Regions from separate parts of the Mus musculus genome. Here region 1 is linked to region 2. The links are chromatin loops, found by intact Hi-C in ENCODE. Cell type or tissue: left cerebral cortex. All regions are shown on one strand. Each heading gives the region's core, and the rest is flanking DNA. Links, peaks and the distances in the headings are about the cores only.

Region 1 (14,887 bases), core at 3,312-11,311, 75 kb before region 2:
GGTTGTGAGCCACCATGTGGGTGCTGGGAACTGAACCCAGGCCTTCTGCAGGAGCAGTAAGTGCTCTTTAACTATGAAGCCATCTCTCCAGCATCCCAACAACCTCTACCACACACACAGGTTTTTTTGTTTGCTTGCTTGCTTGTTTGTTTTTAGACAAGGTCTGTCATTGAACCTGGAGCTCATTAATTAGGCTAAGCTGGCTGGCCAGCTAGCCCCAGAGAGCCTCCTATCCCAGTCTCTCTAACACAGTACAAGTGTGCTCTGTTTTTTGTTCTGTTTTGCTTTTTTAGCATGAGTGTGTATGTGTGTTCAGTGTGCATGCCTATGTGTGTATGTGTATGTGTGCCTGCATGCGTGCACAGGTGCTCCCAAAGGCCAGAAGAAGTCACCAGATGCCTTGGAGCTGGAGTTGTGGACATTTGCGAACTGCCTGATGTGGATGCTGGGATTTGAACTCTGGTCCTCATGACCGAGCCACAAATGCTCTTGACCACTGCCGAGCCATCTCTCCAGTCCTATTTTTTATTTACATTTATTTAATTACATGAGGAGCACACATGCGCGTGAAGGTTAGAGAACCGCTTTCAGGAGTTGGTTTTTTTCCTTCCATTAGGTAGATCCTGGGAATCAAACTCAGGTCATCAGGATTGGTGGCAAGCCCCTTTCCCTACTGAGCCATCTCCTGACCCCTTTCCCTACTGAGCCATCTCCTGACCCCTTTCCCTACTGAGCCATCTCCTGACCACTAGAGCCTTTTTTTTTTAAATCATGGGTTCTGGGCAATCTGTGTTTGCATAAACCATCCATACTGTACAGTTGCATTTTGATTTTAGGTTTTTTTTCAATGTTTTGAAAGCTTCCACACAAAAAAAGTTAGAAACATGAAGCAGCAATAAGAAAAATAAGAACCAGCTATATAACTGTTAGAAAGGCTGAATTCTAAGCAAAGGGACACTCTGGTACAGCAAAGAGGTGCAGCCAGCTATCCCAGAAGCCAGTTTGGCAAATTCCTTCCAAACTAAACACTCTGAATACAGACAGAGAGCATCCCACTCCTTGGGAATCACCAGAAAAATTGAAAATGTGTGACTACACAAAACTACACACAGGTGTGTACAACGAGACTTGTTCACTGTTGTCAAAACTTAAAAGCAGCCAAGAAGACATCCTGCAGATGAATGATGGGCAAACCATGGGACATACGGACGATGGAACAGAACTCATCACTAAGAATAGATGAGCTCTCTGTGGGGCTGGGCAGGTGGCTCCCCAGTTCTTGTTGACAAGCATGAAGACCTGAGTTCATCCCCAGCACCTGTCTAAAAGTCAGCACCTGGTGAGCAGCCATGATCTCAGCACTGGGGAGGCAGAGACAGGGGGAACTGGAGTGTACTGGTCAGCCAATCTGGCAGAGTCAGTGAGCAACTACAACAACAACAACAAAAATTTTAAAAGTAGCTAGCAATGAAGTAAGATACCTGAGATACTCTGGCTTTCACATGTAACATGTGCCTGCACACATACACACACACACACACACACACACACACACGTACACACACACGTACACACACATGCACACACATGCACACACATGAACACATACATACAGGTACACACAAACACATACATACACACAGAAAATACATTTTATTGGTTTTTAAGATTTATTTTTATATGTATATATTTTATATGTGTGTATATACATTCCTTGTGTGTGTGTGTGTGTGTGTGTGTGTATGTATGTATGTATGTATATGCACCATATGCACACAGGTGCCTGCCACTCACAGCATGCACACCACTGAGAGAGACCCCTGGAGTTATTTATAGTGGCACATGCCCATGTGAAGGGTTTGAGGAGGGAGCAGGTTCCCTGTGCATTTGGGGGGGCGGGGGCGGGGTGGATAGAGAAAGCCTCTGTTGCTGCCTCTCAACTTCTCTATGGATCTAAGACGAGCTCTTTAAAAAGAGAAAATTAGAAGGAGCAAAAGTCAAAAAGAAGCCATCTAATCATGTTCTAATCACGTCAACCCTTCGCTTGAAAGTGTGTCCTCGTGAGAACGGTAGGAGCAGCTTACCCAGTGAAAGCCCCAAACCAGGCTGCCTGTCACCAGCAGCAAGAACGAGCTCGCTGTGAACTGTGACAAGGAATAACAATCTCAGATGAAAGAGCAGGAGCTTCCACACAGAACAGCGTGAGTGAATCCTGACGACAATAATCACGAAAGGGAGGGAAAATTCAGGGCCAGGGCCAGAGAGAAGGCTCAGCATGCAAAGGGGCTAGCCTCCACAACTCGTGACCTGCCCTCAAATCCCAGAACCACATGGAAGAAGAAGAAGAAGAAGAAGAAAAAAAAAAGTGATTCCTGCAAGTTACCCTCCCACACAATGAAAAAGAAGGAGGAGGAGGAGGAGGAGGAGGAGGAGGAGGAGGAGGAGGAGGAGGAGGAGGAGGAGGAGGAGGAGGAGAAGAAGAAGAAGAAGAAGAAGAAGAAGAAGAAGAAGAAGAAGAAGAAGAAGAAGAAGAAGAAGAAGAAGAAGAAGAAGAAGAAGAAGAAGAAGAAGAAGAAAAGGAAGGGAAAATCAAAAGTGTATTTATGGTATGATACAATCACATGAAGTTCAGGGGCAGAGAGAAAATGAATCCGAGGCCTTTACCTTGGGTGGCATTTATGAGGAAGGGCACAGGAGCTGTTCGGACTGCTACAGTGTTCTGTGTTTAAGATGGGTGATAGTTATGTGAATGTGTGTGGGTGGAAAAAATCAATTGTACCTTTAAGATACGTGCTTTATAAGATATATCTCAAAAAACCACAAACACACACATACCCAAACTCTTAAAACGTGGCTGGTTTCTCGGTGTCTCTCAGACAAATCTGAATCTCTTAACATTCAATTTAATTTCGTTGCATTTAATTGAGCACGTTTCTTCTCTCCCCATCGTAGCAGAAACAGAAAAAAGATGACCCTATGTATCCCTGTCCTGTGCAGATGCGTAAGTAGTGGGTCTACATGGGGACTTCCTGGGCCCCAGTCCCAGAGGGTACCAGACACTAGACGGGTGGCATCCTTGACCCCTAGATATTTTCCAAGCCGCTTTGGTGAGTTTGCCATGCCATCCTGTGAGCCTCTGTTCCCCCTCCCCCGCCCTGGCTGCAGCATTGGACCCACCCCTCACCGTTACCCACTTTACAGCCATTGTCAAACATAATGATTCTTACCCTGGAGAGAAATTGGGTTCCATTTTATATTTTATTGCCTCAAAAAGGACATTTTTTACCTTCCCACAGTCTGCAGCCAGCAGGAACAGGACGATAAATCTCGGGAAAGGTTTCCACCAAGATAGATGGTCCAGCCAGGAGACCACAGTGTTCCGAGCAGGAATCGAGAGAATAAACAAGCAGTCAGTCCTGCTCCAACAACTCCCACTGTTGGTGACCTGTCCTCAAATCCACCTGTACAACATCAGGGAACATGGAGGAGGGAGGGGCTGGGACTCCACATCTTGAGAAACCTGCTTCTCTTTCAGCTTTTACACTCTCATTGGGGGCCAGGGGCTGGGGGGGACCGGGAGGGAGGGCAGCATCTGGGATATAAATAAATAAATAAATATTGATACCCTGATTCATCTCATTCAAAGACATAGTGTTTGCCTGGGCATGGCACCAGTCCTTGAGTTCGATCCCCAGTACCACATAAACTGTGAATGGTGTGTTACACACATACGAATGATATATACATACATGTAAATAGTGTGTACATACATGTGAATGGTGTGTGCATGCATGTGAATGATATGTACATACATGTAAATGGTGTGGGCATACATGTGAATGGTGTGGGCATACACATGAATGGTATGTACATACATGTGAATGGCGTGTACATATATGTAAATGGTATGAACATGCATGTAAATGGTGTGTACACCAGAACTCAGAAATTGGAGGCAAGAGGTTAGTTCAAGGTCAGGCTGGCAGGTTGACTCAGTGAGTAACTGAGGACTCGAGTTTGAACCCTGCAACACTCACAAGTGTGTAAGGAGAGAGATGACACTGCAGAATTGTTCTCTGATCTCCACACACATCATGCACACACACACACACACACACACACACACACACACACACACACAAAACTTTTTTCTTTTTAATTTCTCAAAAAAAAAAAAAAAAAAGACAAACAAGGTCATCCTTGGCTACAAATTGAATCTGAGTCCAACCTGGGCTATACGAGTCCTGTCTCAAAACAAACTAAGTGTCGTTCGTTCCCCTGAGGGACACAGGTGGTTTCGCGTGCATGCATGCCTCCTGCTCGGTAGCACATGGTTTTAGACAGCCCTGATTTGATTCATTGTACATGTAGGAAGACAAAAGCTGGCTGTGAATGTCAGCCCTGCAGCCAGTGAGGAACAACCTGGTAAACAGGAGTCTTTCTAGGATCCCACTGATGTACCTGACCAGAAATCCCCTCTGTGCTCCAGGAGCTGGTCAAAGAGACCCGAGAGACTCTGAGGCAGATGGCAGCAGAAGGGCCAGTGCCACGGTGAAGCCAGCCTTTGTCCTGGTGTTTCTCTCTCCGGTCATCCCACCTGCTGATGCTCCCACTTCCCAGTACTTCCACTTCCCAGTACTCCCACTTCCCAGTGCTCCCACTTCCCAGTACTCCCACTTCCCAGTGCTCCCACTTCCTAGTGCTCCCACTTCCCAGTGCTCCCACTTCCCAGTACTCCCACTTCCCAGTGCTCCCACTTCCTAGTGCTCCCACTTCCTAGTGCTCCCACCTCCTGATGCCCTGATCTTCTGGTGCTCCCACCTGAAAGAAGAACAGTTGCCAAGATCTCTTTCTTTCCATTTTCACCATATGACTCGCACAAACCCATGGCCCGACACAAGATCATCCAGAGAAGTCAGTGACAAGTGCCTTTAGCCACTGAGCCATCTCACAGACCCCAACAAGAGAAAGACAGAAGCAGAACCAGATCTTAAGGCTTCTGATACCAGCCCGGGGTTATCTGCTTCTTATCCAGCACCTCGCCCCCACCACTACAAACACACTGTCTCCCAAACATTAGCTATCATTTCTTTCTTTTATAAGAGTATTCTACATGTATGAGTGTTTGCCTGCACCTGGATATGCCACATGCATGCAGTACCCAAGGAGGCCAGAAGAGGGCAGAAGATTCCCTTGGAACCGGAGTTAGAGATGGTTGTGAATTGTCAAGTGGGTGCTGGGAACTGAACCTAGAGCCTCTGTCAATGCAACAAGCACTCTTAGCCACTCACTCACCACCTCTCCCGCCCATTTTATTTATTTATTTTTTATTTATTATCTATTTTTGTTGTTGTTGTCGCTACTGGACCTTTTTGAGACAGGGTCTACTATGTAGCTCAAGCTGGCTTCAAACTTAGATCCTCCTGCCTCTGCCTCCAAGGTCTGGGGTTACTGGAGTGTAGCATTATGTCTGTCAACTATTATTCCCTCCTAATACAGTTGATAACATGGGGTTTTACTGGTGGTTTTTTAATAACAAGACCAGGAGCTGGAAAGCTTAGCACTCGTAAAAGGAACTAGTCTTACAATCCCACACACAGCGTGATTTCCATATATATGAAATACCCGGAACAGGACAATGCAAGGAGACAGGAAAAACATTAACAGTTGCCTGGGGCTGGGACGCAGTGGGAGAAGAAAAAATGGCGATAGCTGCGTGACGCTGAGTCCAGTAAAAAACACTGGGTCCTGTGCTTGAGCTGGCCGACTTTATAGGATGTGAAGGGAATTCAATAACGCTGTTTTCAAATAAAATCATTAGTCCTTCCCCGCTTGTGTGCTTGCCGTGAGCTAGTGGTTGTGAGAGCTATTCGTGCTGCTGTTATGATACCGGAAGTACGAGTGAAAGCAGCCAGCCCAGCCTCAAGACAAGCACTGGGACCCGCCTTCGAGCACATTTGTTATCGTTACTTATAAAGTGTCCCCTCCGAGGGCTCAGGTGTTAAAGGCTCCGTTCACAGCTGGTGGTGTCACTGGATCTTGAGTGAGCTGATTCCATGGGGTCACCGGGGATGTGCCTTTAAAAGGGATGTCTAGGGCTCTCGTCTGTGTTCTGAAGTCTGATTCCAAAAGCCACACTGGTCCTGGCATGATGCTCTGACCCCTACTACCCTCAACATGCCCCCAGACGGCAAGCAGGCAGGGAGGGGAATAAGGACATGGGACACAGCTGTGAGCAGGTTCCTCTGGCCCCAGCGAGGCAGGACAGCAAGATAATAATACAAAAGGCTCAGAGTGCCTGAGCAACAGGCTGGATCCTGGGCTCGGTCCCTGCTGATGTCTCCACCATGAGAGTACATGCCCAGCTGTACCCAAGGCCTTTGTGTGGGTGGCAGACAAGGAAATAGAACTTGTGGGAGCCTAGGGCACTGGGCTGGTGTGTCCTTGGGAAGCTGGGAACAAAGGCTCGTCACTGTAGCAACCAAGTCCTTCTGGTGGAGAGAGTTGGTGAGGCTCCAGTCTCCACACTGCTGCTCTGCTGCCCTCTGTTCCTCAGCCAGAGGCCCAGGGGGTGGGGGGCTGCACTGGAGGGAGAAAAGGGAATTAGGGCCTTGTGAGACAGCTCAGTGTGTAAAGGCACTTGACCCTTTACAGTCTGAGTTCGGTCCCTGGACCCGCATGGTAGAAGGAGGCAATTAACTCCAAGAAATTGTCCTCTGACTTCTACATACATGCTGTGCTGTGCATACACATACACAATAAATAAATGAATGGGTTTTTAAAAATTTTTTAAAAGAGGAATGGCTGTCAGTTGCAGCAGAGAGGCCCACCCCGTGGTTCAGGAAGGCACCGGAAAAGTAAACCCGGCAGTATGGTGGACGGTCCAGCTGGCCCCAAAGAAGCTGCCAGGAGCCTGTGGCACACCTCAAAGGCCTGAAAGAAAGTCTTGCTGCTGTACTAGAGGAATGGAGGAGCAATGGTGAGGGGGAGGACAGACTGCTTCACACAGGCCATGGCTGGAGTCAGAGGAAGTAGAGAAGTGAGCTGAAAGGAAATATGATTGCCAGGGAGCCAGCACGTGGCTCCTAGTCCCTCCCGTGGCCAGATCGGCAAGGACTGGACTAGAGACAAGGTCCAGGACTAGAGCTAGAGTTCTAAGATGTCTCTGAAAGGCTCCGCGGCCATACTCATGTGCCTGCCACCTCTGGGCCTCCAGAATCACTTGATTAAAAAAAAGTTTTCTTCTCCTGTCTCCCTGAATTGCAAAACTGGAGCTACTGAAGCAGGAAGCTGCCATGGGTACCTCAGAGTGACCAGCCCCACAGCAGTACCCACCTTTGCGGCCTCCCGGGCCCTCTTACACCCCTATGGTTGCAGTCATCCAACAGTAAGTCATACATGCCAGCTCTGGCTTCTAGTCTCGCAAACACACTCCTCCATCCCCAGTATCTTCCCCCCTCTATATACCCACCAATAGCTCCCATTTGTCCTAGGGCCAAAAAGTCCCCTCAAGTTGGACACTTTCCATGGTCCTCTTGCCCCCCAGCTTAGATGGCTAACCTTCCCAGATTCCTTGGGCCTCTGATTTCTCAGATGGACTAATGACATGACCATCCGCTCACCCAGGGGTGATCAGAAGAAGGTTCTGTCTTTTATTTCTTTGTCCCCAGAATCAGGCAGAATATCTAAAACATGGAACCCTCAGTACATGTTGGCTCAGTGAATAAATGGTTTGGGGTGGATGGATAGTTTTGGTGGTTTGGGGGAGATGGGCAGAATGGACAGATGGGAGGGTTGGTAGATGGTGTAGGTAAATGGATAGATGTGTGGATGGATGGATGGATGGATGGATGAACGGTTTAGGGTGGCTGTGTTGTTGGGTAGATGAATGGGTGGGTGGGTAGATGGATATATGAATAGATGAGTGTGTGGATAGGTAAAACAGTTTGTAGATGGATGGATGGATGGATGGATGGATGGATGGATGGATGGATGGATGCATACACGTACACAGTCTTGAAATCTTTAGAAGATTATCTTTTCTTGATATACTATTCATTTGATGGACTGCATACAAATAGCCATTTCTGTAATTATCAGGACCCTGTAGCCCAGACACACTAGGGTTTCTATCATGCACAAAAGTCCAGATGTAGACGCTATTGGGCTAGAAAGGGCTTTCTATCAAGCTGTTGGGACTTTAGGTCTTTGTGTTTCTGCTCCACCATCAAGGTTTCTTCATTCATTGTGGCTGATGTTGCTCTGTCTGTCACAACTACATTCTAGGGAGCAGGAAGAAGGAAGAAAGAGGGTCTTCCTAGATGTCTAGTGAGTCACTTCCTTGCCTTTCAGATAGAAACACCCATCTCTGGGACCACTGCTTGGTGTAAATTCCCTTGATAGCACTGGTGAATGAAGAAGAGGGAACCTCTGAGTTTGTACCTCTGGGACCATGCCTTGGTGCTGGAGAGGCGTGGCCTGAGCCACGTGTGAGCCTTCTCTTTGCCCACACAGCCCAGTCAGCCAGCCATTGCTCCTCATGTTCGCTGTTGCATCACAGTTCCACTGAGTGTCTGTTACAGCTTCACCCTTGGGCAGCCATATGACCCTCACGTGCCCTCGGTATGAGCCTCAGTTCTGTTCCAATATGGTGGGATAAATAGTAACCTCCAGCGTCTGACGTGTGGAACAAGACGTGATGTACACACGTACATTAAAGGTCAAGACCAAACATGAAACAGGTCAAGGGTTCAGTGCTTCGGTTGAGTCACAGCAAAGATGATGGAACTCGTTGCCATCTGGATGTAGCTATAAGCTGTGCTAGTGTTCAAATCCATTCTGCAGTAAAAGGGGGGTCTCCTGGGGTCCCTGTAACACAATGAGAGGGACTGTTGCCAAAGACTGTTTTCTCTGATATCCACCAGCCAGTTTGAGTTCCTCCACCCTAAGCTATTCAGTGTTAGTCTGATGGAGCCTACTCCCCACCTCCTGTCGCTGGTCCAGAATCCCCAACCCTATCACCATCAGCTGGTCTAGAGAGAAGCAGACTGCAGAAGGAGGTTGCCCATTGCCATGGAAACCAAGGCCAGAGCCCAGCACCCTGCAGCTTCCGGGCACATACCAGATGTGCTACTTCTGAGTCTCAAGTTCCTATACATCCTCCTACCCAGTAGGTGTACACACACACACACACACACACACACACACACACACGCTGCCAGCTGGCTGACCTAGAGGACTAGCAGCCAACACACTGGGCAGCCCTCAGAATCCAAGATTCTCCAGCTGGTGGAAGACTAGCTCTCTGGGCAGAAAAGCCAATCCCTGTAGTCAAAAACAACAAAAGAAAATCTTGCTCTTAAACGTCTGAGACAAGCGAGCAAGCATAAACCTTGGCTGTCATGCTGACAAAGCAAACCACCTAGACCCCTGTATAGTCTGCATATCAACCCTACGCCAGTAGAAGCACTGGCCCTTTAAGAGACAAATGAGTCTTCCAGCCCCCAACCAGGTGAGCAGTCAGTGGGTACTGTAGGATATTCATAGGCCTCTCCATATCACCAAGATTACGAGTCTGTTACAAATGGGAAGCGATGATGTCCCCAGAGGAGCAATCTGGCCTCCATCACCTTCACCACTGATCCAATGTAGGTCACCAAAAATAGACAAATGGGACATTACATGCCCCGCTGGATAATGCTGCAACAGGGACATGACATCCCCTATTTAGTATTCACAGCCGAAAGCGTTTGAACTGAACCGAATCAGGAGGAAACAATCAGACCCATTCAGGTCGCTGGCATTTTACAAGACATCAGATGCGGAATCTTCAAAATGCCAATTACAAGAAGGACAAGAAGCCTAGATCACAGCAGACCAAAGGGACAGACGGTCTAATGCGATGTGTGGTCACAGAACTACTCAGATCAATGGGACCTTGCGTTTCAGGATGCTCGCCCAGGAGCAGCCTCTCATCTCTGGAGCATGCTGGGCACTTCCTTTCCTGTAAGGCTGACGTGAGAATGACATGTAGAAAAGGCTGAAGCTGCCCACGACCTCCCCCGGCCCAGCTGGGAGCCATCATACTGATGGGTGATTGCTGGGAACTCCAGTGACAGCAATAATGGACAAGCAGAGCTATAAGGCTGAGCCTTGAGTAGCAAGGGTGTCTGTTGCCGCGTGGGGCATGCAGGCAAAGCTGCCAAAGGACTAATAAGACTGGGGAGATGGGGCTCAGGCAGGAGCTGGCAAGGAGAGGCCAGAAAATCATAATGGCTTGGAGCCCCTCACCAGCACATGGACATTGGATATCTACAGTATCAGGCGCCACTACCCCAAATCACAAACGGCCATCATCCCCCACCACTCCCATCATCTGACTTCCCAAAGTTCATCAGGACTTCCCCCTAAAGTTCAGTCACCTCCATATTCTCCTTGCCCCATGCCAGCCAGGTTACCCAGGAGAAATAAACTAGAAGAGAGATTCAAAATTTAATCAAAAGTAGCAACAACAAACCGTGCGTGGAGATCGGGGAGCAATTGAGTTGCAGGAACACAATGAAGATCGGTGCCAGCTGAAACCCCTGAGATGCTGGGAGAGCAGGAGAGGGCAGAGCCAGAGGGGAGAAAAGGGGGAGAAGCAGAGGAGAAGACAGCTGGCTTCCCCCAGTCACCAGAGGGGAGGACAGGCTATGACAGAAAAGCCCCAGACACCCTCTTAAGCAATCCAGAAGATATTTGATCTAGCCTGGAGTCTGGCATTTCTTCTGAAATGTAAATGAAGTCTCCCTTAGTCTGGAGAGATCAGAGGAGAAAGTGAGAATCAGAAAGGGGTGGGACCTCATGCATATCCTCTGTTCCACGAAGGTAAGGGGACTGAGCTCGCTGGGCAGTGGTGGTGCAGGCCTTAATGCCAGCACTCCGGAGGTAAAGATCTCTGTGAGTTCGAGGCCAGCCTGATCTACAAATGAGAATTCCAGGGAGAAAAGAAACAGAGAGGTGAGAGGGGGAAGAAGAGGGGAAAGAAGGGGAAGAAGAGGGGGAAGAAGAGAGGAGAGGGGGAGGAGGGGAGGAGGGGGCAGGGAGGAAAGGAGGGGGAGAAGGGGGAAGAGGAGAACAGGAAGAAGACAGAGCAAAGAGCTTGAGTCATCTGCCTGAAATCACACGCAGTCAAAAATTATTAACTCCGAACCCCCAAGCTGGGCTGACGTGGGTACCAACTGGAATATACCATCACAGTGGGGTCCCTTCAAGCTCTTGGTACTAAGGCAGGGACAGGGACACTGGAGAAAGAGACTCCTGAAGCTACTTATTGAACCCAACAGATGGGAACGAGCAGGTGAGATGGAGGGACACAGGCAGGCACAGAGCAGGAGGCAGAGAGGGGCATGGGATGGAGACCTCACCTGGAAGTCTCCATGACATTTCCCATCAGCCCTGTGAGCCCTCTGCAGGGACAGCACATTCTCTGAGAACAGCATCCTATGACTGGCTGGTGGAGGGCTGGAGAGATGGCTCAGTGGCTCAGAACCCTGCTCACTCTTCCAGAGGACCTACATTTGATTCCCAGAAACCACACAATGGCTCTAACTCCAGTACTAGAGGATCTAACGCCCTTAAACACAAGGCACACACAGGATGAACACCCATCCACGTAAAATAGAAAATAAAATATTTTTAAAAGGTGACCTACCAGTAAAATGAACCGAGTGGTTTCATCCTTCATGGGAGCCTCAGACCACCAGGACTCCTGAGTTACTCCAGCACCATCTTTTGGTCACAACAGACTTGAGTTGACACCTGATTCTACTCCTGTCTGTAACTGGAAGCACTTGATTGACAGTGTTCTGAGCCTCAGTTTCCCTTTTTTTCTTTTCATCCAGTTATTTTGTCACAGCATCAAGTAACACAGGGTGTAACCCTGAGGGAAACACCCTGCTTCACAGAGGGAGAAGCTACGGGAGGCTTCCATCATGGACTTCCATCATGGGCGACCTTGACTGAACTCATGTTGTGAGGCTTGGCGGCAAGGTCCCTTACCCACTGAGCCCCCTCTTCCACACAGACACTCACCTTCTCTGCTTTCTGGTTGCTACAATGTCCACAGCTCTGCTCCACCAGTCACCTTCCCACCAGGATGGATTGAAACCTCTAAACTGTAGTGAGGAGGAGGAGGAGGAGGAGGAGGAGGGAGGGAGGGAGGGAGGGAGGAAGAAGAGAAGGGAGGAGAAGGGGCGAGGAGGCAAATGAGGAAGAGGAGAAAGAGGAGTGGAAGAAAAGAGAAGGGAATTGCAGCCCCAGTGGGTTGAATTACAGCTTTGTGTAATGGCTTCTTGTCTCAAGGCTAATTTCATTGACTCCCTCCAATGGCCCCTCGACCTTAGAGCCCGGCTTCTAGCTGAGCCATGCTCATGTATAGTGCACCAGCATCCCTTCATCACGCCCTTCTCAGTTTGTAGTTGCAGAATTAGTTATTTATACTGAAAAATGGGCAAAGGAGAAGCCAGGAATAGGTTGTGCGTGCCTGTGGCCCCAACACTTGTGATGCTGAGACAGGAGGGTTTCTAGTTTGACACAAGTCTGGGCTAGATAGTAAGATGCTATCTCAGAAAGCATCTTGGCAGTTGGAGAGATGGTTCAGTGGTTAGGAACATGTGTTGCTCTTGCAGAGGCTACCTGAGTTTGGCGCCTAGCACCCACATAATTCCATCCAAAATTCCAGTTCCTGGTGACACCCTCTCTGAATTCCGCAGGCAGCAGGCACATGTAGAGCATACATACATACATACATACATACATACATACATACATACATGCAGTTATAACACCCATATACACAAACTAAACTAAACTAAACTAAACTAAAATAAAATAAAATAAAATAAAATAAAATAAAATAAAATATAAAGTCAGGGAGTTGAGGGCTTAAAGACACCAAGAGATACCCCCATAGTATGTGACAGCCATCCTATTTTCTCCTCTGGTTGATTAAGTCAATGACTCTGGTAATATGGTGACTCTTTCCTGGCATTCCGGCCTTTGGTATCAAATAAATGGCCAGGTGGCAGGCACAGTTTACAGTTTAATGAGAGATTCACTCCGTAGCCTGGTGAAAGCACCCCTGTCTGGCAGCCAGAGGAGACCTTAACGTGCGTCTAAGATGTTAAGAACAGTATTCAGCACTGGGTGACAATAATTCATCTGTGTGTGGCTGTGTCCTCAGCCCTCCGTGCTCATGAAGCGTCACCCCGAAGCTCTCTCTATCAGGCTGAACCTGGCTCCACAGCTCCCAAGCCCCACGTGAAAGCTATTTTTCAAACACTGCATAATTTTCTACTCCAGATGGCAGGGCCTTGTTCCAGAACCCTGGGGATCCGTGTTGCCACTCTTCTCTTGGTGCTTGCCATAAATTCAGAGCGTCTTTTTCCACCACAGATCCATCTGTCACCCAGATCTGCTGAGTCACATGATCTGAGCTGCCGGACTGCTAGTCCTCAGTCTGGAGCTGCTGTAGAACCCTCTCTGCCTGGGGCCATCTCAAAGAGGCCAGTCCTCCGTGTCATCTGGTAAAATGGCGTGGATCCAGGAGCCATTGGCAGGTGTGTGGTATCTTGCTCATGGGAACCCCAGAGGCCTGTCTGATGGGAGTTTCCTTCTGATGTGTGAGAGGTATGAGGTGAAGTGGATTTGGAGCCACTCAGGAGACACACCTCTGGGTATGGGCAGGGGGTGGGGGGCCTCCAGAATTTTGAGGCAGGAAGACCCATGTCAGATATAGACATCGGCAGCAGCATCCTGTGGTCTTAGGTTCTAAGTAAAAAGCGATGGGGAAAAGTGAACTACAGACGCAGTGTGACCAGCTGCCTCAGGCTCCTGCTGCCACCCTTCCTCCCTGGTGTACTGTATCCCCTTGAACTGTGAGCCAAAATTAACTAGCCCCTTCCTTCTTTCCCTTCTTCTTTCATCCCTCCCTTCCTCCCTTCCTTTCTTTCTTCCTTCCTTCCTTCCTTCCTTCCTTCCTTCCTTCCCTCCCTCCCTCCTTTCTTCCTTCTCTTTCTCTTTCCCTGTCTCCTTCTCTTCCTCCCTTCCTTCCTCCCCTCCTTCCCTTCCCCCTCCCTCCCCTTTTTCCCCTCTCCTTCCTTCCTTCCCTCCCTCCTTCCTTCTTTCCTTTCTTCCTTCCCTCCCATCCTTCCCTTCCTCCTGTCTTCCTTCCTCCCTCCCTCTCTCCTTCCTTCTCTCCCTCTTTCCCTGTCTCCTTCTCTTCCTCCCTTCCTTCCCTCCATCCCCTCCCATCCCCTCCCATCCCCTCCTTCTTTCCCCTCCCCTCTCTCCACCTTCCTCCTCCCTTACAAACCTCCCTCTCTCCCTCTTTCTTTCTCCCCTCTCTCCCCCTCCCCCTTCCCTCCCTCCTCCCCTCTTCCTCTCTTCATTGCTTGTGTCAGGCATTTTGCCACAGCAAGGAATAACTAACCCTTCACACATTGCCAGATGCTGCAGCTGAGAACCAGTCTCACGTTCCTCTGTGACACAAGATGGCAAAGTCAGGATGCACATAAGACAGATCTGTGCATGGATACATCCTAACATGGTGTCTTTTCCCACCCTAGTTTGTTGGCCCCTTGTGAACTGCTCCAGATCACTCATGACAGAGATAATGGAGCGTTTGCTAGATCAGGAGACAGATGTGTGTGTTCCTGGGTGGATGGTGGTGTCTGAGATGCCGTGTGCACTGCCGCTGCCTCCATATCTGCCCATGCCCCGCATCCATGGACATCCATTCACATTCTAGAACACACCTGGAGAGCTTTGCAGGAACTGAACCCGAGAACTGATAGCTCAAGGTCTGCCACCCATACATCTTGGGCTTTAATGGTGATGTTCATTTCTG
Region 2 (14,887 bases), core at 3,909-11,908:
CTTCCTTCCTTTCTTTCTTCCTTTCTTTCTTTCTTTCTTTCTTTCTTTCTTTCTTTCTTTCTTTCTTTCTTTCTTTCTTTCTTCCTTCTTTTCTTTCTTTCTTTCTTCCTTTCTTTCCTTTTCGTTTTTCAAGACAGGGTTTCTCTGTGTAGCCCTGGCTGTCCTGGAACTCACTCTGTAGATCAGGCTGGCCTCAAACTCAGAGATCCTCCTGCCTCTGCCTCCCAAATGCTGGAATTAAAGGTGTGCACCACCATCACCCAGTTCAATTACTAATTTTTTTTTTAGGTATTTTTTCCTTAATTAAATATTTGAGGTGGGAAGACCCACCTTTTTGCATTTTTAAACTTTTTAATTGATTCTTTGTGAATTTCACTCAATGCATATCAATCCCACCCATCTCCCCTTCCCTCCACATCCACCCTCCACCCTTGCAACCTCCCCACACAAAGAAAAACAAAAACAAAACCCATCTCTCTGTGGACGCTGTGGTGTGTCAGTTGCGGTGTGTCCCACAGTGTAGACTCTTTTGTCTAAACAGCTTCACTTGTAAATGCTGATTGCAGTGCGCCATTGGTCTGGTCTGAGGCCTCTCCTGCTGCTACGAGATCAACACTGGGTCTTTCTCAAGATGTTTCGAATATCCTGTTGTTGCCCTGTGTCTTGGAAATCCTGCAGGTTCGGTTGGTTCTGCAAAGCCAATCCCTTCACAAGCACCAGCAGGCCACAGACAGGGTAGGTGTCAGGATGGGTTGACTCAAAGCCCGGGATCTGAGCCTGGATGGTAGCCGAGTTGGTAGAAAGACCCACTCTTAATCCAGATCTTCTGAGGTGGGAAGCTGCACCTCTGGTCTGGTCCACACCTTCTGTGGCAGCTGATATAAAGGGCACAGAAGGCAGAAGACAGACAACTCAAGCTCTGGATGTGAAGAAAGGCAATTGGCACCGGAGCCTATGTCTTCAGGATTCTAGCATACACTGAAGACCTCCTGAGATACTCAGCCTCATGGACTGGACAGTTACTGGATCCTTGGACCTTCTGTTGGTAAACAGACATTGATGGGCTAGCTAGGCCACAGCCTGTAAGACATTCTAATAAATACCATATACTTTCCCATCAGCTCTGTTTCTCTAGAGAACCTTAGTCTGGCATCAGAAGGAGAGAAATGCACACTGAAGGAATCTGAGCAGTGATGGTGGGCAGTGACGGAGACAACTGTGCTCTGTCCTCATTCCCGTATGACTTCCTTGCTGCGCAGAATGCACCAGGGCCATGTCACCTCCAAAGCTGAGAAGTACGGGCTCAGAAGTTGCCAGGGAACTTTAACATTAGGAGAGCACACATACTGTCAAAATCAAATCCTTCCCAAACAAAAGCACTCTGTGGCTGGGAGTGGTGACACAGGCCTTTAGGAACAACTAGGAGTTCAAAGCCAGCCTGGTGTACATGGTAAGTTCCAGGCCAGCCAGGGCTACACAGTGACATAGAGCACCTGTGTGTGTATGTGTGTGTGTGTGTGTGTGTGTGTGTGTGTGTGTGTGTGTGTGTGAGTGTGTGTATGTGTGTGTGTGTGTGTGTGTGTATGTGTGTGTGTGTGTGTGTGTGTGTGTGTGTGTGTGTGTGTGTGTGTATGTGTGTGCGCGCGCGCGCGTGCAGTGGGGGAGGAGGAACACATCTGGGTCCCAGCAGAGGAAGAAGAGTGGAGACCTGGAACCCTGCCACAGCTGTAGAGCCACAGCCTGCCCCAAAAGGAAAACCAGTCCCACATCCCACTGGGAAGCCACTGGGAATTATGAGCCTTTCTGCTCCCTGGGCCACCCTGCCCTGACAGAGCAGGTATAATTCCACAGCTACTCGAGCAAGAACAGCTACCTTTAAGGGTGCTGGGGAAAACTTTTGCATGAAGGGGTCCCATTCTTCCAGTAGGACACTCACATTTTAATTGTCCCCTTCATGACAAGCAAATATGCCTATTTAGTCAGTGCCCACAGGTGTCCCCTTCTTATTTCCCCAACAGGAGCAACTGCTGTCCTAACTTCTAATACTATGGATTAGTTCTGAGTAGGAATGTGCCTTCAGAGGCCAGAGACCCAGACTCCAGACACAGGCTGCTGTTAAGACATTGACTGTGCTGGGCCGTTGGAGCAGAATCCTGTCTGGGGCCAGGGATGTACCTGACCTGTCAAGCTTCCCAGAGCTCTGTAATCTTAAGTTTTCATATGCCCATCTCTGACCAAAATGGGCTGGGAACATAGTTCAGTGGTAGAGCATCCGCCTTCTATGTTTGAGGTCCTGGGTTCAATCCACAGCACTGCAGTAAGTAAAGCTTACACTACCCAAGCAAGGAGCCAGGGGAGTGAGCGGAAGAGTTGGTGGGGGGAAGGGGAGAGAGCTGACAAAGTCATCCAGCCTTTGAGAGCTTCTGGCTGCTTTTCTCAAATTTTCTCCTAGACGGTGTTCTTCATTCAACCCCGTGTCTCTTGGGAGTTAGGAACATGTTATCCATCGCTGCGTTCCTGTCTAACGCTGTGTTACTGGAGGGGACACCAGGACAGGGTCCAGGAGGCTTCCAGGGATGCTGGACAGAACTCCTCAGTGCTTCCCGGAGCAAGATAAAGAGTATAGGCCACAGGGATTGGAGGCACAGGCTGCAGTTACCGCCGTAACATCCCCAGCCCCCACTACAAGTCTGGCACTTAGTAGACCAGGCAGCCACTGAGAATTATCACCGATAATAATAATTGTCTTTATGGAAATCATTTAAGGTGAATTTTAATGTACTTCACAATGGGATTTCTCCCCCCACCACCACCAGAAACTCTCTGCTATGAGAGGGTAACATGGGCTCTGAATATTAAGTAGTCAGGGGTTACCAAGGGTGTCTCTGCCTGTTGGACACCTCCCCAGTCAGTTAATTACCTTCCTAACATCCATCAGATGAGGGACACAGAGGAACAGAGTCTCCCAGCCCCCGGCCCAGTGACTAGGTTCTTTTGCAAACTGGCCAGGTATGGTTGCACCTGTCATCCCAGTTCTCTGGAAACAGAGGCAGGAGGATTGCTGAAAGTTCAAGAGCAATCAACCTGAGCTATGTTTCTAGATCTAGCCAGCTAGAGCTACACTGTGAGCTCCTATCTTGAAGCAAAACAAAATAAAAACTGTCCTGGTGGACCAGGTTACTTTCTGCCCTTGGCAGCCCCTAGTGGGGCCTGAGCTCATCTGTAACCAGTCCTCTGCCCGGTGGGGAAGACAACAGACAGTGCAGGCTGCAGGGGTCTGGAAGGTAACCAAACAGCTGCAGCCTCTGCCCCTGTTACTCTGCCCCATTGACATCTGCAGGGGCAGGGCTTGTGGTGACAGAGGTCGGTCCATTTCTGAGCATCCCACTTTTGCAGGTCAGTAGAGCATAATAAAAATCTTCCCCCAACTCTCCCTTGTGCTGGATTGTTCTTAGACAGGTCTCTGCTTACCTCGAGGGTCTCCAGGCAAAAAGCAAACCATCCAATAATGCGTGGGTCATGCTTTGGGTCACCCCACGAGATACCCCTCTCCTCCCACCCCTGTAAGTCCCCATTGCTCCTGGGACATCCTCAGATCTTCCCTCCCAAAGCAACATCTATGGGGTGGATGCTTCTCGTTTTTCTCCCACCGGAACCTGTTCACTGAGTGTCCAGGCCTGACCCTCTGCTCTCTACCGTGACACAGTGGTAGTGGTTTTTTGTTTTTTGTTTTTTCTCTTTGAGAATCTCCTCGGTTGCATGCCAGTATCTTAGCATGGACCTCTGGGAAATGGGGTACCTTCCATTCTCAAGGCTGATGGATTGTGGAGCTCAGGGCACTGAGGCAGGTTGATGCAGAGCTGTTCAGGGGCAGGAAAGGCTCCAAGCTCCCATTAAATCATGGCCATGGCTCAGCAGGCAAAAGGGGTGCAAAGCCTTTTTCGGGAAATGTTTTACCTGCAAACCTGCATGCTGCTGCCAGATACTGGATGTTCTCAGTAGATGCATGGGTGATGTGTGCACACTAGATGGATGGACAGACAGGTAAGGATCAAGTGAGAATGGAACAAAAGACATCAGTCTCACCAGCCCTTGACCCCTTCCAATCCTCTCGAGTCTGGGAGGCAGGAGGCCAGAAGTCCCAGCATTCCCTCCCTGTGACTTCAGCTTTGGGGCCAGTCCCGATGACAGGTTGAAGGCAGCTCCTCTAAGAAGTTGTCCTCAGCACCCAATGCCCACTGTTACTATGGTAGCTTTCCCAGGATTTTCCCAGAAGCACTCAGGGTGGGGGCTGATCCTCTGACACACCCACTCCCAGACCCCAAGTCTTGCAGAAGCCTACCCTTCCAGAAAAAGCCTGAAATAGGGGCTGGACAGATGGCTCAGTGGTTAAGAGCACCAACTGTTCTTCCAAAGGTCCTAAGTTCAAATCCCAGCAACCACATGGTGGCTCACAACCATCCGTAATGGGATCTGATGCCCTCTTCTGGTGTATCTGAAGACAGCTACAGTGTACTTGGATTAATAATAAATAATCTTTAAAAAAAAAAAAAAGCCTGAAATAGTCACATGATTTCTGTCCCCATTGCTGGCTCCCCCTCCAGCATTTAAGTGCCTATTAGGGACAAAGAGAATTGAGAACATCTGTTTCTGCAACAAGCCAATAGCGGTGTGGATCTGGGGGTGGTACACACACACACACCAGCACTGGGGCTCAGATGCAGCCCTGCAGCTGCCAAAGCAACTGGTCCCCATCATTTCTCAGGGAGATTATCTCCCAATCGGTGCAATCGGTGGCTCCTCGCTTGTTGGCGCCTATCTTCGCCCGGGGAGCCATCTCAAGCCACTGTTGCCTTGTGAGGCAGAGCATGTTGGCCTCTTGGCTGTGTTTGGAGCTGATCCCTGGTTTCAGACGAGTCCTGGGGGGCCCCTCCAGCCTTCTGGAGGCTATGACAGTATACAGAAGAGATGCTGGCCCATGCCACCGAGCAGAGTGGGAAGAGCACTGGGCAAGGAGTTAAAGGCCCAGTTCCAAAGCCCAGCTCTGTCACTGGTGCTGTGCTCTTGGGTTCTGAATCTGAGGGCACAGTCAGCAAGGTACTAACCCTGCTGGAAGAGCCTCACTCTCCTCATTAGGAAACTGGGTCATGGCGTTGCTCAAATGTGACAATCAGCTTGTATGGACCCAATCCAGGTGACAGGGTAGAAGAATTGAGAGCCAGAGGGTGAGATGTGTCAGCATGCACTCACTCCCATGGGTGTCTCCACCCATGGCTGCTGCAGTCTAAAGCTGGCTCCAGATCTCAGAGATGGCTGAGGTGACTTGCTGGGCAGCCACATAAAGCCAGTGACTACTAAATCATCCATCTCTCAAAGAGAAGCCCCCACCCCTTCTCTCGTGGGTTCCTATGCCCTGACTCTGCCTCCTGTCCTCTAACACCCAGAGCAGCTAGCTTGGGAAGCTGCCTGGGTGCCAGAGAGCAAAGGTGTGCTGAGGGGAACTGGGGACAGGGTTAGGGAGGAGAGGGGAGATGAAGGGGGTGGGGACTGGGAGGGATAATGGCAAAAGAGGCAGCTGTGGCTCTTTCAACGTGTAAAGCGAAAAATGAGATTTATATTTAAAAACCAAACAATGCCTCCTCTCCTGCCTTCAAAAGAGAGCGGAGCAGTGACATAGAGGATGGCTTTAACCCCGGAAGTGCTGAATTTGGGGTCCAGGAGAAAACCAGCTTTTACGTGGGGCCCCCAATGGTGGCTAAATGACCTTGACAGAATCGCCTGATCCCTCAGAATATCTCGACTCAAATTCCATAATCAACTCAGGACACAAGGGGACTCGGTGAGAGACCCAAGTGTTCTCCCAAATCCTGGCTACCGTGGCTCTCATGACTGGGTCATGTGACAGGCCACTACTGCTTTACCAACAAGAGAGGTCCATGCCCCCAACTCCGGGAGCCGGCAGTAGGGTCCCAGAGTGGGGCCTAGCTTCCTCTAGGAGACAGGTCCTCCTGAGGAGGCAGGGGCTTTCCTCATAGCTCCACGGCATCTACCACACGGCCTGAGGCAGAGATTCTTAGGGTTCTGCCCCGCTTGAGGGATTTGCCTATCTTTGCCTTCATCCTTCTCCTGCTGCAGTTTCTCTTCAGGGAGGAAAGACTCTTCTCAGCAGAGCAGCCAGGCCTTGCATTCAGCCAGGCGCAGCCCTGAACTGACAGGCTAAAGAACAACTGTATCCCCCTTGCCTCTGCCTGGAGCTGCTCTGGGCTATCATTTGCTCACAGCCCCTGTGGTTTCTTTTCATCCTCCCCAGAGCAGCGTGGAGACTGCTTATCTGGTAATTGAGATTGTTCTACAAGGTGGAGCTCATTGCACCGGGTGCCAAGAATTTGTGATGCTTTCTGAATACCTGGGACACTGTCCCAGTACAGAGTGAGGGGGACGTGCACATCCAAATGGTCTCACAGATCTATCTGTACATATGCACATGCATGGTTAAAGAAATGCTAACAACTTTGGTAAAACGGACTTGGGCGTTCTACAGATAGCCTTGCCTTGTTGAACTCAGACTGTACTCCAAGATGTGGCCTTGAACCTAGGAGGTACCCACCAGAAGGCCCTCTGCAGGTCAGGCAGCCTCTCTACCCGCCATTGCTCCTAGCGGGCCCCAGAATAAGCTTGGCTCTCTTCTGTAAGAAAGGCTCTGAATAGGTTGTCCTTGGTTGCTACAGAGAACTGAGTGTTGATGCCAGCGTATAGCAACCATTCGAGAGGCCTAACAAAGTAGCAGAAAGCCAGGGACAGCAGGGATGAAGCCCTCGTCCTCGGTAGATGCAGGCTCAGGAGCTTGCTTCTGGCAATGCTCTCCTTGGGCCTCATCGTTCAAGGCCATTCATCTGGATTTAGCACCGGCAGCCTGGGCTGATTAAATGTGCTACCGTCTCCTTCTGACTGTTTCTCAGCAAGGTATCAGTCACTCCTCAGTCGGCTTTGACCTTGGCACTGAGAAGGGCACCTTTGGCACATCTGCCTCAACGCTACAGTCGTCTGGCTATGTGACCAGAAGAGACTGAAGGAAAAGTGCCCTGGATGGTCTCAGCAGCAGGCAGGGCGGGGGGTGAGGGGGGTGGCGACGACCCTCCAGCTGTGAGGACAGGTAGGCCACGTCACCAGCACCTCTCCTGGCTAACTTCTCCTAAGAACCCTGAGCTCAGTCCATTGTCATCTCCTCCCAGAAGCCCCTCCTGATTGGCTCCAATCTGCAGCTGATCTCCGCCCTCAGCGAGCTACACTTCTTGCTGTTCCATGGCTGACTTTGTCCATCCCCTTTCCCTAATAGAAGCACACTCACCCAAAGGGGCCTCTCTCCTCACTGCCTATACCCAAGGAACTCTCACAAGTCAAGCAGAGCCTGATCCCTGTGAAGGTGGACTGGAGTTTCTCTCCGACGCCCCCTGGTGGCTGGTTGCATTCTTACCAGGCAAAGCATCTGGACTGTTTCTAGGGACCCTCTGTTTCAGTGGCCAGGTGAGAAAAGATGGCAGATGGAGGGAGGGAGGGACGGGTGGGCGTGAGCCCACATTTAACTTGAGAATGGGTCTTCCTTTCCAGCTGACTTGAGCAGTCATCAAAGCCTGGCAGGCTCTGACTTGAAACCTTGATCCCATTCCCACCTCCACAGTAATGTAGACTTACCTCTCCTCTCACCATTGAGCAACTGGAGGCCCAAGGCAGAGGACCTCACTTTGAAGACAGAAACGCTATAGGCCAGTCTTGAGACGGGAGGCAGCTCCTAAGGGGCCCTGGTGTTTCCTCTCTCCTCATCTCTTCCACATGGTCTCGGGCCGCCTCTTGCCTATCTTGGAATGCCCTGAGGAAGGTGGCTGGCTCACGCTGAGGGGAGCTACCTTCTTGGCCTGCAGGTGCTGGCCCAGTCACTCCCACATTAGGGAAACTTCATAGCATTGTGGCCATGGGAAGGACACGTGGGAGTCCAGCCCTCCATGGCCTCGGCCACCCATCAGTCCTACGATACCTTCCTCACACCTCACACTCAGCAAGGACGAACCCGTGGCTGGAGTCCTCATGTGAGCAAGACACTGTGAGGTAAGCGGAGACAGGACAAGAGGCCGTGGGAGAGAATTCACATGGGCACAGACTAAGGTTTGAATGATGGGTGACTTGGACAATTAATCTTCTCCCTTTACTCTAGTCTTTGTCTCATGAAAAAATAGCCCTCAATAACCTATTCATGGAGCTGTTAGGAACATTAAAACAATATATGTAAGCTCCAGAACAAGGCTTGGCACACAGGGAGCTTGCAATAAATGCCATCGTTATCCCCGACATTCCCTCAGTCATTTATCCAACACCTTAATTATTTACAGGTTTCCGGAAACATGAGCTAGACCTTAAGAGATCTTCAGAGTTACTGTCATTTTCCCCTTCCACTTCCAACCCTGGGTGGAATTCACCTGTCCTTACTGCTGCGGGTCAGCCAGCTATGTGGTACGCATGTCAGTGTGGTCAGTAAACCTGTCCCATAGGGTCTAGCCACTCGCAAGCCTGTGCTCCATGGCCAGTTGTTGAAACACACTGTGGTCAGTTGTGCTAGTGCTGGGCAGGTGCTGAAATACAGTCTTACTTGCCTGTCTACCAGCCACCTGTTGGGGGACACTGACACTAAACACGCTAACAAACGGACACAGAACACACACTGGAGCTGTCTTGTTATCCATGACTCTAGCTCTAACTGTGGTGGCGATTCTAAGCTGTGGTGGGAAATACAGAAGCAAGGGTATGGCGGGAGCATGGAGTGCGGACTTTGGGGCATGCCTTAATTACCACAGAGCCCAGAGCAATTTCCTGTTACCCACCACACACACAGTTTGGTCAGGAGCATGTGACCAAGACGTTCCCTGGCTCCTCTAGTGCTTCTACATCTTGGGAAGTAGGAGAGCATCTCACAGTTACAGCTGCCGGCCCCTGCTGATGAGCTCCGCCTGGGTCCAGTGATTGCCAGGCCCCCAGGCAGGGCCTCACTGGGCTTCACCACCCTCTGCTGTCCTGGCAGATCACAAGTGTCAGCTGGCTACCACAAGAGTCCAGGTCTCGCCAGAGGCACTCTTACACCAGCCTTCGTGGTCTGTAGCCAGTAATGAAAGAGGCTGACAGTCCATTAGCAGTGGGCACAGAGGAGAACAGCTGTCAGCCACCTCCCTTCCAGGGCCATTGAGGGTGAAGTCAACTGCACGGGATGTGTCTGGGTGTGCATCTGTATGTAATTTTTGGAAGGCAAACAAAATGGGAAGAGGGTATCAGTCGTCGCAGCTGTGATGACACTTAGAAGCTGAACTGTCGACATGTTTCTTGTACCCTCTGGTTCCAACCCTCACGGGCAGGTCCATAGAGCAACTCTTTATCAGAACCAGCCAAATCACAGGGTGAGAAGACTCCAGGGCTGCCCAGTTGTCTCCGTCAACCTCTCTGTGGTGTGACTCTTTGCTTCAGCGTTCTTGCCAAGGAACCAGCTTTTCTCTTTAGTTACGACAAACTCACCCCCCATGTTGATGCTCCGAACACTCCAACTTCTGTTTCCACTCACAGCTACAGAGGTTTCTTTAACACAAGAGCTGTTACATCGGGTCATGCAACTCCTATCTGCACGTCCTGGTTTTGCTCTTTGAATACCACATGCCTGGCCCAGTCCTTCTTCCCCAAGACAACTCTCTTGGGTCTCCTTTCCAGGCCAGTGTGGTCTTGTGTGCCTTCATCTTTCTTCCAAATGCATCTGGGGCAAGATCCGGTTTGTTAATATCACCTTCAAAATATGGTTCCCACATTGAGAACCTATAAAATGTCTGCTACAGCTGTTACCCATGTAACACACACACACACACACGCATATGTGTGGGTGCACACACTTAGAAATGTTGCTGGCTTCTAACTATATCTCCATTCATTCTACATTTCATATGCTGTCAAAGGTACTTCTGAAACCTAAGTCCTCTGTCTCCACACAGAGTCTCTCCAAGGCAAACAAGGTGTCCAAGTTCAAGTCCAGCCCGTGAAGAATGGCCAGGGCTTCTGCCTCCTTGTTCTGAACTGTAATCTCTTTCCTGTGTATCTCCTGTAGCATGGCAACCTTCACCAAGGTCATTACTGTCTTAGTCTGAGGTTAGGGCTAGGTTCCAGTGTGAGTGTGGTTGGTTATTAACACAGGAAGTAAGATGGCATATGGTGGGTTCATGGTTCGTTCCCCTCCACAGCAGGCCAGCCCCGAGCTTCCAAGGTCTTCTAGGTGGGGCCCTGTGTGAGGGTTCAGCAAACGTATGGAAGGAGGGCAGGTTTGAGCAGCAGAGGTGAACAGGGAGACCACAGAAAAGAACAGTTGACTGAGTAGAAAATAGGGGGCAGGAACCAGCATCCCCCACGGGCCCATGGTGCCTGTCGGTGGGAGCATTCTGAACCCTTCAAGGTTCAGGGTGAATTCCAGGCCTGAACCCCAGCATCAGATAGCAGAGAGGCAACCTTACAACTGGTAAGGACTGAAGACCTAGCTAAAATCCCTGACTTCTGTTCCCCACTCACCCCCCCCCCCCGAGACTGAGGAATCCCCAGTGAGCAACCCTACAGGCAGGCGAAGATCCCGAGGGGCCTGGAATTGGATTCCCTGCTACCCGCTCTGTGAGCAGAATAAATCTGACTCAAGTGGTAAAGGTGTGTGACCATGTAGCCTAGAGCCATTCTAAAACCGAGCCACATCTGCTCCCCCCCCCCCCCCCCGTCACAGGGCACCTCCTTCTCAATCACAGGCCGGATTCTGGGAGAGAGGCCTGAGTGTATCTATCGCTCTGCATTTACTCACGCTCGCATTCTCCCTTGACCTGTGAAAGCAGCTCTCTAATTCACGAGCGTCCTAATTATCAGTCCTCCTAGAAGCTCTTCCTCCGTGGTTCCCGAGAGCTTCAATTTGGGCTGCCTTAGTCCAGTTGTTAATAACAGGTGTTGAGTCTCGCTGGGCAAAGGGCAGAGGGCAAAGGACGGGGCTTGTTCGAATGTGCTGCTGAAGGCTGCCTTCCCTGTGCTGCTGACATGCTGATCCGTCAGCTCTCTCCCCCGCGGGTGCGTTCGGCCTCAGGAATTTATCTAAGTACAGTGATATCCACTGCACGTATCTCTGCCTCGTTCATAAGGATATATCGTCAAATGCCTAGCCAAGACGTAAGTGCACTCCATCTACTACATGCTCCTAATCCATCAGCACGGTGACCTAGCAGAAGAAAAACGTAAGCAGGGGAGGATAGAGGGAAATGAGGTTAACGTGGTCTGGCCAGCTGGCTCTCAGTGGTCCCTGACACCTTTCCTAATGGCCCCTCTCCTAGGTGGGGTTACCAATGCTGTGAGGAAACACCGCGTCCAAAGCAACTTAGTGAGGAAGAGAGTTCCTTGACTTATACTTCCTCATTGTTGTTTATCTTTGGGAAACAGGGCAGGACCTGGAGGCGGGAGCTGATGCAGACAGAGGCTGTGGAGGGCTGCTCTGCAGCTTACTGGCTTGCTTGCTCCTTGTGGCTTTCTCAGCCCAGGGCTGGCCCCGCCCACAATGGGCTGGGCCCTTCCGCATCAATCACCAACTTTAAAAGCTTCCCTATGGGCTTGCCTACAGCTCAGGCCTATGGGAGCATTTTCTCAATTGAGGCTCCCTTCTGGTGAGTCAAACTTATGGCAAGATGTCACAAAACCATCAACCCTGGTCAAACTGTTCCCAAATTCATCACTGGTAATGAGGTGACCTCTACCATATGGCACTTCTCCCTAAGTCCTGGTTAGTGCAATAACATGTTGCTTTGGAGACGAGGTCTCACTGTGTATCTCTAGCTGGCCTCACACTCCTGAGATCCACCAACCTGACTCCCAGTGCTGGAAATGAAAATCGTACACTACCATGCCTGGTACTCCCACAAGTCTCTGCACATTTCCAGTAAGAAAAGCAAGTGGAAAGCAAAGAAACAAAGCCACTGACATACGTTTTCTCTTATTTTAATTAGCAAATCTACAGGAAACCTTCATTGAATCAGGAGACATAATACAAATTATGGTGGTCTGTATACAAAATGTGGCACCAAATATGGCCTCTGGGGATGGTATATAAAAATAGGCATTTAAAATCTGCACCAGAGCTCAGTGTAGCAGCTGACACAGTTCTGATGAGGGTAGCCACGTGTCAGGCCCGCCTTATGAACAGTGAGAGTCATTGGTCCTCCAGGCTCTGGGTGACAACTATCAGCCCCAAGCTAGGGTCACAGGCAGGACACTCAAAAGCACCAGACGTACAAACCCAGCACGCTGGGGAGAACAGGAAAGAACATCCTGTTCCTAGGATTCTGGACCCTGATTCAAGCTCTGGGACTCTGGTAGACAAACCACCCTGACTACAGAGGAACTCTGGGCAATATTTAAATATGTTTTCCTAAGGAAGTGACCCAGTGCTAACTCAAGGTGGTTTTCTGCAGGCTAAGAGCCTGCAGCCCCCTTCAGGGCAGCTGATCAGAGTAAAGCACACTGGAGATGGTATGATCATCTCCATGCAAGATGTTATACTCAGAGAGGGTACAGAAGACAGCGAGACACCTCTGGTCCTTTGGGTGTGACCTCACTGAAGCCACATTCTGAACAAGGCATCAGAGCACAGAGAGATGAAGGACCCGTGCTCATAGTTCTTTCTCTGGCAGGGCCTCACATTCCAGCTGAGTGTGGCCAGGACTGCTGTCCACTGACTCATACATTCAGAAGGTCCCTGATTTGCCCATCTTGTGGCTCTGTGGAGAGGGGTAAGTGTCCTTGACTCATGTGTTGCTGTTGCCCACAGTCTGGCACTGGAAACAGACGGAGGGACAGAGATCCTGGGTAGGCAAGAGGAATACCAGGGGAGGCAGCTGGGAGGGGACAAAGCCCTTTGGGCTTTAAACGCCCATCCCACTGCCACTTCAGGTCCCAGAATCACTGCCTTCCTAGTGGAGTCTACAGAGGGAAGCAGCTCCCTCAGCCACCATGCCATGTTTTACTGAAAGCAGAGTGCTTTTCTCAGCCGCCCCAGGCTTAACTGTCTTGCTACAGGGTGATCTGACACTTTCCTCCACAGTGGCGAGGATCGAAGGGAGACATAAAGGACAGAAACATCTGAACCACCAACTACACAAAAAGCCAGGAGCACTCCTTGCTAATGAGGGCCCTTCTCTAGCAGGCAGCACATTCAGGGGACAAGCGCTCTGTATAAATGGGGCCTGGCACCAATTAGTACAATTTCCTACGTGCCAAGGTAACGGGTCAGTACCATGCCTAGTTACTATGGCTCTTTTGGGACACAGCTCCTTCACAAACTGTCAGGGCATTCTGTCTAGGACAAGGGGGAGATGGACTTTCCATCCTAAAGTGGCCTGATGACACCCTCTAGTGGAGATTATAAATAACACAGGAACGACACTAGAGTGGCTTCAGGGTTTCCCTGTAACATGGAACACAAATCACGAGCAGGTTATCTTTAGGAAGATAATCCCAACACACAAGTTCAGGAGTTTGCAGCCTATGCTGTGCACCCACCCTGGCCAGTGGCACCCCTTCTCAGTCTCTGGCTTCTGCACTGCCTGAGGAGGGGCTGTGCTGTGGTGGGAGTTGCTGGTCTCCTCAGAGTCTGGGCAGGCTGCCTGCTGGTGCCAGGATGATGCCAAAGACATAGAAAAGCCCCAGCAGGAGGTTGAGCTTGGCTGTCCTCTGGGGCAGCTTGTTGAAGGCCTGGCTGCGGAACTGCCTCTCAAGGGAGAAGGCCATGGGGATGGTGAGCAGGGGCAGTGCCAGGCTGATGCTGCAGTGCGTGGCCAGGATGGTAAAGATTAGGTAGGGCACAAAGAGCAGTGTGTTATAGAGGACATAGGAGAAGGTGGGCCCAATGAGGATGGCCAGCGTGACGATGCCAGCCTCTCGGTCAGATTCCATGTCCCTGGTGTTGTTGGAATGGAGAATGGCCTCCGTGCTGAGGGCCAGAGGGATGGCGTAGATTAGAGGGAAGATGGCCAGGGATCCCACCTGGACAGCGTAGGCAAACATCACAGCCAGCGGGCCGAAAGTGATGAGGATGACGAGGTCTCCCAGGGCCACATACTTGAATCCAATTCCTGCGGCCAGAAAAGCCAGAGAGGCGGTGTAAATCAAGGGCTGGTCCAAGAGAATACCATGTCTGAAGAGAGGCTACGAGGGTGAGCCGTCACTGGAGCACCCCCAAACGACCCAATGCAGACTCAGATTTCTGAGTCCAACTGCCAGGTACCCGCCAAGTTTGCCTTTTAGGATTTGTCCCAAAAAAAAGTTTCAGCCACACAGTGCCCAGAGCTCCGGGTACACAGAGATGAGAGGAGCCAAGAACATGCAAAAGGTTCTATGGTCCAGAGCATTGATTTCTTCTGCCCTTCTCCAGCCCTGCAAGGCAAAATGTACAGCTTGCCTCCTCTCCTGCCCGCCCCCCCTTCCCCACCGCCCCTGGGTCTTTTTTCTGTGTCTTTTTTCTGGTTTGAAAGACCCCAGTGAAACACCATGGCATTTCACAGCCTATAACTTCCATGGAAAGAAGCTGTCACCCACGTAAAGAGGAAAACAGTGGAAGTTACCATGCAGTGTACCCTCCGAGGGTCTCATCAGTCAAAACCAAATCACCCCTAGCGACCCTCTGCGCCAAAGCCTACCTAGTCCCTTCCTTTAGCACCCTCCCTCCAGCCCCAGTACTGTACCACATCTCACTGCCTTCCATCCAGGTCCAAATCAGGCTCATCTTACTCTGGAATACTGCCACACCCTCCTGGTGGCTTTTGATCTTGTAAGAACCTCTCACCCTATC

What was found. Peaks named below come from ENCODE experiments on the same cell type or tissue, not always from the same donor. Only the 100,000 strongest peaks of a DNase experiment are listed, where the experiment ranks them.
Region 1: a loop joins it to region 2, with 2.3 times the contacts of the local background. A loop is called at or near these places in 2 of 42 quality-filtered maps.

What each region holds. Positions count from the first base shown.
Region 1 is chr4:148,347,717-148,362,603 of GRCm38, forward strand. No RefSeq gene overlaps it. Among named protein-coding and RNA genes, the nearest start is that of Disp3, 67 kb to the left of the region's middle. In left cerebral cortex, for the core only: a CTCF peak has its summit at 5,176 (motif pointing right); DNase peaks (open chromatin) are centred at 6,418, 9,136 and 9,843; H3K27ac peaks cover 907 bases.
Region 2 is chr4:148,422,472-148,437,358 of GRCm38, forward strand. It overlaps Ubiad1 (UbiA prenyltransferase domain containing 1), which reads right to left. Exons shown (of 2, transcript NM_027873.3): 2 at 12,024-14,171. The coding sequence ends at 13,684. Among named protein-coding and RNA genes, the nearest start is that of Ubiad1, 15 kb to the right of the region's middle. In left cerebral cortex, for the core only: CTCF peaks have their summits at 4,493 (motif pointing left) and 7,455 (motif pointing left); a DNase peak (open chromatin) is centred at 7,457.